Linked DNA regions of Homo sapiens: region 2 is linked to region 1. A link is a contact called in ENCODE Hi-C or POLR2A ChIA-PET data. All regions are on one chromosome and are shown on one strand. The core of a region is the stretch at or near the end of the contact, and the rest is flanking DNA. Distances in the headings are between cores, read along the strand shown.

Region 1 (6,869 bases), core at 1,132-3,631:
AGGCTCCCAATGTTGACGTTGGCCAGGGCCTGCAATACATGTGCATGCATAGGTAAACGCCCAGTTCTGTCCTTGTTAAGCACTCACGCAGCCAAAAACGAAAAGTATCCCCCATTCCAGGTTACAGTGATCAACCCCTAACACTATATACAGTGAGTTCCACATCCATGGATTCAACAGTGGAAAAATAAGCATGTGTACCAAACATGTAGACTTCTAAAGTATACAGGAGGATGTGCATAGGTTATATGCAAATACATTTATATAAGAGATGGAACATCCTGGGATTTTGTTATTAGTGGAAGGTCCTGGAACCAATACCCCAGACACTGGCTTTTCTTTGCTAACAGCCAAGACTTAGGTTACAGGGCAACGCACTACTGTTCAGCTTTGAATCTGATAATTACATTCCTATATGTTAAGAACCTCCTGAGGCAGCTGATTTCCCTCCTTTTACAAATAATATGTTGGTAAAAAAAAAATCCAAACTTCCTGAAACACTCAAATGAATATTCTTTCCACAGTTCCATGTCTCCTCTTAACAGTGAATTCAAATTTTCAGTCTACTAAACAAATATAGGACTTCAAAAGGGGCTTGTTAAATATGACATAGGTACAATGTTTTCAATCTTTCAAAACTCTTTAGAGGTCACAACCCTGGAGTTAGATGCTATTAGCTTCACTTGACAGAGATTAAGTAACCTGTACAATGGAAAATAGCCAGTGCAAGCTCCATGACCAGGAACCTCTTTATTAGTCTTTTATATCCCAACACACAGTACCTACTGTGTCAATGAAGTCCGCTAAACCCAAATGTCCATCAAACCATAGGTTTAATGCAAGAATTTACTGAAAGAATTTGCTTGCGGGCCGGGAGCGGTGGCTCAAGCCTGTAATCTCAGCACTTTGGGAGGCAGAGGCGGGGGGATCACGAGGTCAGGAGATCGAGACCATCCTGGCTAACATGGTGAAACCCCGTCACTACTAAACACACACACAAAAATTAGCCAGGCATGGTGGCGCACGCCTGTAGTCCCAGCTGCTCGGGAGGCTGAGGCAGGATAATGGCGTGAACCCGGGAGGCGGAGCTTGCAGTGAGCTGAGATCGCACCACTGCACTCCAGCCTGGGTGACTCCGTCTCAAGAAAAAAAAAAGAAAAAGAAAAAGAATTTGCTTGCAACTTAACATGCGTAGTACCTATCTCCCGAGTGACCCTTTTTGGGAATAAATGACCTGATTCACATTTTTTTTAACCATGGTTTCAGAGCAAAAGGGAAACCAGAGTCTGATAAGGAAACGTAAGACTTGACAAGCTGAAATCTTATTAGCTCCTAGAGATATACATGCAACGAAAAACACCTAGGAGATCCAGCGGCATGTGGGGCGTTATGGCACCGCTGGGGGTACTTTAGCATGTACAACTGCCCTCGTAAATCAGCAGGCCTTACCACAATCACTTTGCCACCATCACCTTACCTTTGCAAACAAGCCAGGCCAAAAAGGCTCAACATTTACACCGGCTGCTTTAATGAGGGCATTGATCTTATCCTCCTACAACAAATAAAAACGTCAATCCATCAAAACGTAGCGTATGTAATATCTCCAAAATGCTGCACGTCACTCAATAAGTGTACATAACATGTTTAACCAGCTCAAATATTCTATCACAAGCAAAAGAGATGTGTGCCAGGCGCCCTGCAATGAGGCGAGCCCATCACTGCTGTTTCACGGGCTGGGACTTGCCTGAGTCACGCGGCTATTTTTAAGTTACAAGACCTGGGAGGTGGAGCCGAGCTCGGGCGCCTTCCTCCACGACCGGGGGAATTCAAGGCAATTACACCGAAAGAGGTCCGAGTAAGTGTCCCTGAGAGAGACGAGGCACGGGTCAGGGTGCCCAAGCACTGCGGAAGAGCTTTTCTACACGAAGGCTCTTGGAGCCGGAGCGCCCAGCCTCAAGCGCACTCCATGCCCGCTGGGCCCGCACGTGGTCCCGGGGGCCCAGGACCTGCCCGGAGAGAGGCCCCAGCCCCGAGGAGCGCCCGCCCTATGCGGCCTGTGTTCGCGGCCTGGCCCCGGCCGGAAGTGCTCAGTCGAACGGCCTGGAGCCGGGAACCGCATGGAGAGCCGAAAGTCACCGCCCACAGGCAGCCCGGCCGCCGGCCCGCGCCCGCACTCACCGTGACTGTCACCTCATCGTCGTGCAGAATGAGGGCCGAGTAGATGCAGGCGAGCTCGGAGACAGAGGCCATGGCGCGGGCGAGTGTAGGGCTGGCGCTGCCGGACGCGGTGCTAGTCGCCGGATGAAGTGAGGGCCTCACCCCAACGCAGCCTTAGCTTCCTCGGAAGGACCGAGCACCTTGGCGGCAGCTGAGGAAAGGGGCTCTCGCGCCTATACGCAGCCTCTTATGTGTCCACGCGGACCAATCGGCGCCCGCACCGGGCGGAAGAGGCGGACCCAGGACCCACTGAAGGCGCCTGCGCACTGCGCCTGATTGGTTCTTACTGTTGAGAAAGTTTCTCAGCGCCTGCAAATACGGTCCCACTTTATTTGGGTAAATTATAGGACCTGAGAACGTTAAAAACACTTTTAGGTTAGGGTTGCCTAGGTATTCGGACTTCGCCTCCGTTGGTTCCATGAGTTGCTTGACTTGGCAGGAGCTCCGCTGTGGCCCTGGTGACATTGTTCGTAATCTCCTGGTTAGGTCGCGGCCTTCCCAGCCGGCGCTGACCCTGAGAGTAAGGGCTGCGTCCCAGCTTGGAGGCCCCTGCTTAGCGCAGGACCTTGGTTGAGATAGGTAGATGTAGGAGGATGAGAGAAACTAACAGCGTTATGCTAGCAGAAGCCGTAGAGCGCTTACTATGTCCCAGGCACTGAGCCACATTCTGCAAGGATTCACGTAATCCTCACACACCAGGAGTTGGATGTTATCTCCATCTTGCATATGGCAAAATTAAGTCTTAGAGCTGGTAAACTAGCCCAAGATTATGTAGTTACCGCGCAGTGGAGCGTGGATTTGGAATCTAGAAGCCTAACTTAGACCCGGTAGCTAACTCAAGATTGCATAGTTCCGCGCGGTGGAGCGTGGAGTTGGAATCCAGAAGCCTAACTTAGACCTGGTAACTAACCGAAGATTGCATAGTGCCGCGCGGTGAGCGTGGAGGTGGAATCCAGAAGTCTAACTTCACTGCCTAGTGCTTGGGGGAAGGAGGGATTATGGGTAAGCTGTCTACAACCCGTTATTTGTTATCTAAACCCAATTTAAATTCCTACCTTCAAAAATGGTCATCTTTGCATTCCTCGTGGAATTTGCTTAGTTTACCGGAAAGTTAGTTCTATGTATATATATCTTTTTTTTTGGTGGGGGGGGGGCACCTTCTTTGTTTAGTCCATCCCATTATTTAATAATCATCTCTGAAGAAACATTTCTGTTGGAATCCACCGATCTAGAGTCCCACTTGGGTCAATCTTAACTACAAACATAAATATTTTCACATCCGGAATTTTTTAAAAAAGCATTTATAAAGCTATCAAACTTTTAAAAAATAAAGCTGTTGAGTTTTCATCCAAATCTAAGCAGCCATTATAGTGGAATTTTGGTCAAGAAAGGTTAAAGCTATTAAAAAATCCAAACATTTCCAAAGCTACAATGAGTCAGTCCAAAATACTGTTTGTCCAGCAGTGTACATAAAAAACTGATCTGCCGGGTGCGGTGGCTCACGCCTGCAATCCCAACCCTTTGGGAGGCTGAGGCGGGTGGATAGCCTGAGGTCAGCAGTTCGAGACCAGCCTGGCCAACATAGTGAAACCTTGTCTCTATTAAAAATACAAAAAATTTAGCTGGGCGTGGTGGCGGGCACCTGTAATCCCAGCTACTAGGGCGGCTGAAGCAGGAGAATCGCTTGAACCCAGGAGGCGGAGGTTGCATTGCGCTGAGATTGTGCCATTGCACTCCGGCTTGGGCAACAAGAGCAAAACTCCCTCTCAAAAAAACAAAACTGATCTGGTTGACAAGTGGCACTTTGTGGTCATTGAGGAAATAATCTTCTTCTCCATCTATATATTATAGATAATACTTTTTACAGGGTATCAAACAGTAAGCACTAACCACAGCTATTCAAGAGAAGTAGTTAAGCAAAACATCAGTACTCATGCATTTCCTTTTGTGTTGATGAAGGACTTAGTGGATTCAACAGTTACTTCAGACAAATTCCACTGCCCCATATTCTCCTATCGTAGTAAAAATTTCCTATTAATATTTTGAAAATACTATGCAATAAGCCATTAAAAAAAATTTTTTTTTTCTGAGACGGAGTTTCACTCTTGTTCCCCAGGCTGGAGTGCAATGGCACGATCTCGGCTCACTGCAACTTCCACCTCCCAGGTTCAAGCGATTCTCCTGCCACAGCCTCCAGAGTAACTGAGATTATAGGCGTGTGCCACCATGCCCAGCTAATTTTTTGTATTTTTAGTAGAAACAGGGTTTCACCATGTTGGCCAGGCTGGTCTCGAACTCCTAACCTCAGGTGATTCACCCACCTTGGCCTCCCAAAGTGCTGGGATTACAGGGGTGAACCACTGTGCCCGGCTAAATTTTTTTTTTTTAAGTGGGCTGGGGCAGGTCATGGTGGCTCATGCCTGTAATCCAAACACTTTTGGGAGGCCAAGGCGGGAGGATCGCTTGAGCCCAGGAGTTCAAGACCAGCCTGGGGCAACATAGTGAGACCCAGTCTCTATTAATTTTTTGTTTGTTTGTTTTTGAGACAGGGTCTCACTCCATTGCCCAGGCTGGGGCACAGTGGTGCCATCACAACTCACTGCAACCACTGCCTCCCTGCAACCACTGCCTCCCAGGCTCAGGCAATCCTCCCACCTCAGCCTCCCCAGTAGGTGGGACTACAGGTGCGTGCCACCACACCTGGCTAATTTTTAAACTTTTTGTAGGGATGGGATTTCACCATGTTGCTCAGGCTGGTCTTGAACTCCTGACCTCAAGCCATCCTGTTTCAGCCTCTCAAAGTACTGGGATTACAGTTGTGAGCCACCATGCCCGGGCTGTCTCTATTATTTTAAATAATAATTTAAAAAGCAGGCTGGGTGCTGTGGCTCATGCCTGTAATTCTAGCACTTTGGGAGGCCAAGTCGGGAGGATTGCTTGAGGCCAGGAGTTTGAGACCAGACAAGGCCACAGAGCAAGGCCCCATCTCTACAAAAAATAAAAAATTAGCCAGGTGTGCTGGCATTTGCCTGTAGTTGCAGCTACTCAAGAGGCTGAGGTGAGAGGATTGCTTGAGCCTGGGAGGTTGAGACTACAGTGAGCTGTGATCATGTCATTGCACTCCATTTTGGGTGACAGAATGAGACCCCATCTCAAAAAAGAAAGAAAAAAGCCAGCCTAGGCAACATAGCAAGACACCAGCTCTACAAAAATATTTTTAAAAATTTAATTAGCTGGGCATGGTGGTGAGCACCTGTAGTCCCAGCTTCTTGGGAGGCTGAGGCAGGAGGATCACATGAATCCAGGAGTTTGAGGTTATAGTGAGCCATGATTGCACCACTGCATTTCAGCCTGGGCAACAGAGCAAGACCCTGTTTCTAAAAAAAAAACTTTAAGAAGAAAATCAAGAAATAAATTCTGTATCTACTGCAATAGCAATTTAACCTTTAGTGTCCTGAAGCGTTCTAAAAACACACATATAGGCCAGGTGCAGTGGCTCACGCCTGTAATCCCAGTACTTTGGGAAGCTGAGGAGGGCGGATCACCTGAGGAGTTCAAGACCAGCCTGACCAACATGGAGAAACCCCGTCTCTACTAAAAATACAAAATTAGCTGGGCCTGGTGGCTCATGCTTTTAATCCCAGCTACTGGGGAGGCTGAGGCAGGAGAATCGCTTGAACCCAGGAGGCGGAGGTTGCGGTGAGCCGAGATTGCGCCATTGCACTCAAGCCTGGGCAAGAGTGAAAATCCATCCCTCCCCTCAAAAACACACACACACACACATATATGACATTGTTTACTACTATACTGTGAGTGACTAGTGCATTTTGTCTTCTCCCTTAACTTTTGAGTTGGCTTTTGGCAAGGACTGATATCACACTTTTATTATTAATAACAAAAGATTAAACTATCATTTTAGTTAAAAAAAAAAAAAAGTGGCCGGGCACAGTGGCTCACACCTGTAATCCCAGCACTATGGGAGGCCGAGGCAGGTGGCTGAGGTTGGGAGTTCAAAACCAGTCTGACCAACATTAAGAAACCATCTCTACTAAAAATACAAAATTAGCTGGGCGTAGTGGCGCATGCCTGTAATCCCAGCTACTCGGAGGCTAAGGCAGAGGAATTGCCTGAACCCAGGAGACAGAGTTTGCGGTGAGCCAAAATCGTGCCATTGCACTCCAGCCTAGGCAACAAGAGCGAAACTCATCTCAAAAAAAAAAAAAGCTCAGCCTCAAAAGAAATCCAAATTAAATCCAAGTAAAATGTGTGTTCACCCATGCAATGGGATATTTCACCATGGTTTCGACAGTATTTTTTCTAATTTATGTTGTCCCCAAACTATGCTTTTTGTTTAAATGTCTAGAAGTCATACTTAATATGTAGATAATTATGGTTGTCACATAAAAAAAGGCATTGTCCGTTTAACATCATATTATCTTGTATTTTTTAGAGCTTTCTTTTAATTCATCCCGCAAACAATGAGTGCCAGGTAAATGCAGGGCACTGTGCCAGGTGCTGGGAGGACGTGTTGAATGAACAGCCATCACACAACTATGTATTTCTTAGTGCTTTTGATTTTAATTCTTTTGGCATATCTAAATGTCAGAAAGTGAATATATACATACAGAATTCAAAACACCTTCCTAAAATGG
Region 2 (6,869 bases), core at 2,008-4,507, 1.1 Mb before region 1:
CACATTGTCACTCTGCCTGGACCTGCAGTAGCTGCTCATTTGTCACAGTGGCTTGTCTGCTGAACTCCTCCTTATCCTTTACAACTGGGATCAAAGATCTCTTCCAGGAAGCAGCCCCCTCTACTGTCCCCACTGGAAATGGTCCCTTCCTCTTCTTTTCCTGAACCCATTGTTTGGGCTTCTCTGTAGGATGAGTTATCTACTTTCTTTTTATCACAACAGTTTACAACCTGTGCACATGTTCCTCAGGGCACTGGAAGAAGAGAGGGGTGGGTATTGGAACCTCTGGCTTGGATGTGAGAAATCTGAGACTCAAGAATGTTAGATGACTAATGAGTGGCGGAGCAGACTCAGACACCCAGGCCTCCTGACTCCCACGCCATTTGGACAGGAGCCAGAATGCATCTCTGGGAATGGTTCCCCCAAAGTTGTGCAGTGCGCAGCCTATGAGGCTGTATTTGGCGGTCGCACCTCTGTGCCTGGTACAGTGCCCTAAATAAGGCAGATGCTCAGTAAGTGTGGGTGGATTCAGTGGAACCACAGTGCAGAGGCAGCTCTCTTTTCTCTTCTTCCTTCCCTGTTTCCTTCTCAAATCTGTTTTTTTCTCCCCTCTTTAACTCCCTGCATTTTCCACTGAATTTTTCATTGGGAAGAAGCACATTTAGAGATGTGAAGCACACACTTTGCTGGGCTTCAGCTTTGATGAATCTTTGATGCTGACACTGGGGAGGCAGATGCTGCAGCAGATTGGGGGTGGGGAGGGAGGGGTTGGGGAGGGGCCTCTAAGGGCATGATTTCCCCCTCCCCTGCCCCTTCCAGAGGGAGCTCAAAGCTGCCACTTGCCTTGCCCAACTGTGCTCTACAGCATGAATTGTGTGTGAGTGCTGGGGCATGAGGTGGGTGAGAGAGTGCATGCTGGAAGTGGGAGGGGCCAGATGAGGGGGAGGGCAGTTGCAAGTCACCAGTACCTCTGACATCACCCACATTAACCTTAGCTCCCTCCACTTCCCCTCACTTCTCCATGAATGTGGAGGTCATATCAATTTCTAGCTGTGTGACGTGGTGAGGCACTTAATCTTTTTGAGTCTTAGTTCCTCAATAGTCCATTGGAGATGCTAATACCTTCCTCCTAAGGCCACTGTGAGTAAACAAGACACCCTATTTGCTGTGCCTGACTCATACTACATGGTAAATATTTATTTATTCATTCCATTCACTTGTCCCTCTGTTGAAATTCACTTTTAAGAGCCTGGTGAGGCAAGGTTTGTTCAACATGAGTGGTTATCTGTGAGGCCCTGGGTGAGCCCTGCCTTGGAGAGCTGTTACTCATCTTTTCCTTTTCTTTTCTTTTCTTCTTTTTTTTTTTTTTTTTTTTTTTGAGACAGGGTCTCATCTTGACACCTAGGCTGGAGTGCAGTGGCACAATCACAGCTCACTGCAACCTCAACCTCCTAGGCTCAGTAGACCCTCCCACCTCAGCCTCCTGAGTTGCTGGGACTACAGGTGCGTGCCACCACACCCTGCTAATTTTTTGTGTGTGCCTGTATTTTTTGTAGAGGTGGGGTTTCTCCTTGTTGCCCAGGCTGGTCTTGAACTCCTGGGCTCAAGTGATTCACCCACCTTGGCCTCCCAAAGTGTTGGGATTGCAGGCATGAGCTACGGCGCCCAGCCTGATACTCATCTTTGCACAGTCTACACAACAGTAGTGGATAATGGACAGATGGAGACCCATCCTGGCATGGAGGTTCTGAGCTTCAGTTCTCACCTGACCTGGTGGTTGGACATGTGGCTCCAGTAACCCCTTCTGGGGGAGAGACTCTGCTTGAGTCACACTGGGTGCCCCTCAGTGCCGAGCACAGGTATCTGGCCCAGAGCACTGCTGGGCAACAGACCAAGGAGGATGGTGCTGGAGGACATTTGGGTGTGGTGAGAGGCTATCCCTTCCCCCTGATTTGCCGCTCTATACCGCCTCTGTCAGGGTTGTAGGACCCTTACCAGGCAGGGAGAGATGGTGATTGTTTTGTGGTCATTCCCCTGTAATTTGCTTCATATCATCTTTGCATGATTTGTAACTGCCCATCAGGTTCATCTTGCCTGCTGTCTAGACAGAGCCAATTTATCAAGATAGGGGAGTTGCAATAGAGAAAGAGTTCAATTCATGTAGAGCCGGCTGTACGGGAGACTGGAGTTTTATTATTACTTAAATCAGTCTCCCTGAGAATTCAGGGATCGGTGTTTTTAAGAATAATTTAGTGGGTAGGAGGACAGTGAGTCAGGAGTGCTGATTGGTTGGCTTGGGGATGAAATCATAAGGAGTCAAAGCTGTCCTCTTATGCTGAGGCGGTTCCTGGGTGGGGGCCACAGAAGTGGTTGGCAGGTCCAGCTGGGGCCATCAGGTTGCCAGACATGCAAAAAACTGAAAAGTTATCTCAAAAGGCCAATGTTAGGTTCTACAACAGTGATGTTATCTTCAAGAGTAATTGGAGAAGTTGTAAATCTTATGACCTCCAGAACAATAGCTGATAATAATTAGAATTCAAGCCCCTCTTATCCTAACTTGGTGGCCTTTTATTTGTTTTACAAGAACACGTTAGCTTTTGGGAAGAGCTGTTATTTAAACTATAAATGTCTCCCAGAGTTAGCTTGGCCCAAGCCCAAGAATGAGCAAAGAGAGCCAACTTGTGAGGCTTGAGACAAGATGGAGTCAGCCCTGTCAGGTTTCTCTCACTGTCATAATTTCCTTAGTTATGATTTTTGCAAAGGCGGTTTCAGATTTGCCTTTTACTAAAACACACAGGCTTGCACTTCATCTTGAGTGAGTGTGTGTGCATCTCTGGCTGGTCCTCCAGAGCTGGGTCCAGCAGGCCAATCCCTGTGCCCCTCTGGAGTTTCTCCAAGGCCACCCTGGGCATTTCCAGTAGGATATTGTTGCTCCACATCAGGGCTCCTGCCAGCAGCGTAGCTGTGCTCCACACAGAAGTCCCTCAGCTGGTGACCACAGAATAATGAATGCCAATCTGGATGTTAGTTTGCACACATTTGCATACCCCAGGGGTCTGCCTGGCCTGTGAGGTCTTTCTGACTCTGAGCAGCTATGATGCTGTGATTAACCTCACAAATGCATAATGGATCTTGAGGTCCTTTCCCGGCAGAGATGTTGGGGAACTAATGCAACCCCCTGCCTTTTCTCTTAAGCTGCCTTCAGGGCTGATATCATGGGTTGGTCAACTGCCTGAGATTTCTTCCTCTATCTGGGGTTAGCAAGACACCTAAAAGGTAATCCTCCCCACCTCTCCCCACCCGCATAGTGCTATTAGTCAGCTACACCTGAGTGTGAATTACTTTAGTCAGATTTCTTTCCCATTAATATCCTCAAGGGAAGGGGATTTAATAGAAGTAGAGTGAGTGCCTAAATTACTCACGGAGCCCTGGGCAGGTTCTGCCTTTCAGCATGACTCATCTTTGTGTGGTCTGCACAAACAGCCAAGTATAAAGGATAAGAAGGGAGCTGCCCCTGGCACCAGAAGCCCTTGTCTGGGCAGATGGAAGTGTTATGGGGAGGGAAGGCCCCAGAAGAATTGGGGAGAGGGGTATCCCTCATGGACTTTGCTCTCACATGGGGTGTAGTTGGCCATTCAATCACCTCTGGTCTGCTGCCCACTGCCTGTCTTGCTGTCTGGATGTCTAAGACAACCCTAAGACGCCTGGATGTCAGAGCCTGTGGTGCAAACATTTGGCTGCCAGCAAGGGTCACTGTTCTGGTTTTCAAGGCCAAATCAGAGTGGGTTTTTCTGGGGTTTGGGAGCAGCAGGAGCTAGAAGGTAAAGGGCTGACACCTTGTTAGGGGTGGGTGGTGTTCACTCCCACCAGGAATTCTTTTGCAGCCAAATAACAGAGAAGCTTCAGGCTTGAATTTGGCCCACAAATCTGAGCCCTCATAATGGAGATGTGGGAGTCCCTAAGCCCCCGTGTTGGGGTGCCGTGGGGGTGCCCGTCAGACGCCCCCGTGCCGCAGGTGGGCAGATGGACCCAGCGGGCCGCTCCCCTCTGCAGTCTCAGCTCCTCCTCATGGGCACCTGTGGGGCACCACATGCAGCTGAAATGTCGGGGCCTGGGACTGCCTCGCCGGGGGGCGCTGGGTAGCTCATGCCCCCTTGTCTGTGCAGTGAGAGGTTCCCTGAGGAACATTCTGGAGCTGGCATCTTAGCTCCGCCACTCGTCACCAGGCAGTACCCCGAGGTTCAGGTGCTGGCATCGGGGGAGGAGCTTCTGCAGGTCACACCGGACGTTGGGCTCTGTTGAGCCCAGAGCCTCTCAGGAGCTGGCCGAGTGTGCAGCTGGTGGAGGAAGCTCAGTGCTTCCTGTCCCCAGGCGCTCCCTTGATGACTGCCAGGAACCTTGAGGTTAGAGGGTGCTGATCTGGCTTTCAGGAGATTCCCCCACCCCCACATTGACACAGCTCTGGGAAGAAGCAGCACTTCAGCTGCCCTCAGTGACACTGGGATTACAAAGAAGAAAGGCCCCAGGACACAGCGTGTCATTCATGGGAACAAGACGGGGTGGAGAGGGGAGGCCACCTCAAAGACACATTCCTCCCTGGTCCTGATGTCCTCCCTCTACATGCAGAGCTTCACTGATTCCACCTGGAGCTCACAGTCACTTTGGGGAGGGGTGTTGCTGGCATAAGGCTCCTCTCCTGTCTCACAGATGGGAACACTGAGGCTCATGGTGACTTGCCCAAGACCACAGAGCTGAGATTCAGCAGAGCCAGGCCTTGTGGCTGTGAGTAAGGCACAGCTGGCCTGGGGCCATAAGTAGACCCAGGGGAATTTAGGGGAACTCTTACAAGTTTTGGGAACCACGTGGCCACTTCAGGGTCAGCCCCTATCCCAGCTGTCTTGGAGGCAGTGTTCCCTGCTGGGGTTCAAGGCTTTAGGGGATGGGCTTTTGGTGCTGAGGGAAGAAACCCTGAGAGCTGCAGGCTGGGCCCAGCTGTGAGGTTTCAGAAATAGAAGTGTTTTCAAAGGTTGACAAAGACAACTCCATCCTCTGTTTACAGCAGAAGCAACTGAGGCCCAGAGGAGCAAAGGCCCCCAAGCAAGGTCTCCAGCAGGCTGGGAGCACGGTGGAAATGGAGCCCGCTCCCCTGTCTTCCACTGCCTGTTTAAGAGAAGAGCAGCCGCGAGGCCCTGGGCTGGTCTCGGGGGTGAGCTCTGCTGTGGATACCCGCCATGGCTTGTCTTCCCCGCCCACAGATAAATGCAACCTTTCTCTTCTACGCTCTCCCTGGGCGGCTGCGTTTGTACCCCTCTCTCTATTCTCTGCCCTCCCACTTCACTGCCTGCTTCAACATTTGTTCCTTCATGCATTCATTCATTCAGCTGTTTATGGGTGTCTCCTTGTGCCAGGCTCTGTGCTGGGCAGAGACTGGGTCTCTGCACACTCTAGAAAAGGGACAGAAGCTTCACCTGGTTAACCCCCCCTATGTAGAATGACAGGCTGTGATTTGTGGTGTGAAGAAAAGGGACAGGGTGCGAGGAAAGGGTGTGACCAAGTCCTGGCCCCAGGCCAGGGAGCCAGGGGACTCTTGTAGGAAGCTTCTTGCAGGAAGCGACATTATTCTAACCCCTTCCTTCACACCATCAGCTCCCCTGAGACAGGAGCCTCAGCATCCAGCACTCTGCTGTCTGCAGAGAGCACAGAAGGTGCACAGTGAGCGCTCTGCCCAGCTTGGGGGGCGGTTTGGGGAGTGGAAATGGCTTACTTTCTGGCCTGTGATGGTCTTGCTGCATGAAACATGGGGCGACTTCGGTTCTTTAACCTCCTTGGGCCTCAGTTTCTACATTTGAATACTGAGGATGTAAAGGCCCACTCTGAAAGTGGTGACAAATGGAAGGCCCCTTCTCTCCTTCCATGTGACACTGTGAGAATCAGTGTCTCAAGTTTTCTTGCCTATTACTTTTGACTAGTTTCTTTTTCACCTTGTGATGTAAATATGTAAATGAATGTCAGAAAGACTGACATGAGTATGGCTGATATGCAGTGGTTGTTATTGTTGGCAAGGGTGCTCGCTTTGGAATCAGAAGACCGGGGTTCAAGTGCTGCTTCTACCCAAGTAGCTGTGTGGACCTGGACAAGTTGTTCTCTGGACCTTATTTTCCTCATCTGTTAAATGGACCTACCTATCTCTCAGATGCTAGAAGTGGCAGGTGCCAGTGCCTGTCATTATTGAGCATTGAGACCTCTCTAGAAGGTTCTTCTGCCCAGAAAAAAATGCTAAGTGGAGGAGGCAGTAGGTGGAGGGACTGGTGTGGGCACAGGTGGGATGGCGGTCTGACCAGCCCGCCATGGGAACCTGGCCGGGCAGCCCAGCCCTGGCCATTAGCCGTCAGTGAGATCTGTGGCTCTTACACTGTGAGCTTCAGTTGAAACAAACAAGCATGGCGTGGATGGAGGGGGTGGCAGCAGGGAGGGAGGGCCCAGCTGGTTGCCAGATGCAGCATGGCTACTGCAGGAGGGGACCCAGGGGGTCTCATTACCGGCTCGGCCTCCACTGCTCCAGATCTGGGAAGCACCGTCCTTCCTGCGGGGCCATCAGACATTCAGGGCAGAAGATGGTGGAGCTGCTGGGAGAGAGAGAGCAGCCCCTTTTGGCGTACAGGTTGGCCAGCCCCTCGTGAGGTTGGTGTGGGCGCTGGTGCATGGGGACCCTGGAAGCCCCCTCCACTTCAATCCCTTTTCTTTTCTAGACACCCTCTTTCTTGCTTACCGGGTTTTCTTCTTTTTCCTTTCTCCATGCACTTCCATCAGGACTTGCTCTTCCCATATCAGTGGCCCGCTCTTCCCATAATTCATTCAGCAACTGAACT

The links. Hi-C counts contacts between places; a loop is a spot of excess contacts on that map. ChIA-PET counts read pairs that join two places held with the same protein, here RNA polymerase II (POLR2A). Pooled maps may share reads with other maps.
Region 2: a loop to region 1 is called in a pooled map, with 4 times the contacts of the local background. The contact joins the promoter of LINC02205 here to the promoter of RPLP1 in region 1. A Hi-C loop is called at or near these places in 6 of 168 maps with a recorded cell type or tissue (CD4-positive, alpha-beta T cell, CD4-positive, alpha-beta memory T cell, CD8-positive, alpha-beta T cell and 2 more), 7 of 37 single-sample maps with no recorded cell type and 14 of 50 pooled maps. POLR2A ChIA-PET finds 5 or more read pairs at or near these places in 14 of 52 experiments (A549, CD4-positive, alpha-beta T cell, CD4-positive, alpha-beta memory T cell and 9 more).

Annotation. Positions count from the first base shown.
Region 1 is chr15:69,448,330-69,455,198 of GRCh38, reverse strand. RPLP1 (ribosomal protein lateral stalk subunit P1) reads right to left here and starts at 2,381. Exons shown (of 4, transcript NM_001003.3): 1 at 2,179-2,381; 2 at 1,478-1,552; 3 at 1-29. The coding sequence starts at 2,250. KIF23 (kinesin family member 23) reads right to left here. Exons shown (of 24, transcript NM_001367805.3): 24 at 6,774-6,869. RefSeq lists enhancers at 1,836-1,945, 2,096-2,345, 2,626-2,675 and a silencer at 2,026-2,075.
Region 2 is chr15:70,502,316-70,509,184 of GRCh38, reverse strand. LINC02205 (long intergenic non-protein coding RNA 2205) reads left to right here and starts at 3,257. Exons shown (of 2, transcript NR_146562.1): 1 at 3,257-3,276; 2 at 5,060-5,278. RefSeq lists enhancers at 3,319-3,368, 4,659-4,708, 4,749-4,888, 4,989-5,128, 4,642-5,165 and 1 more.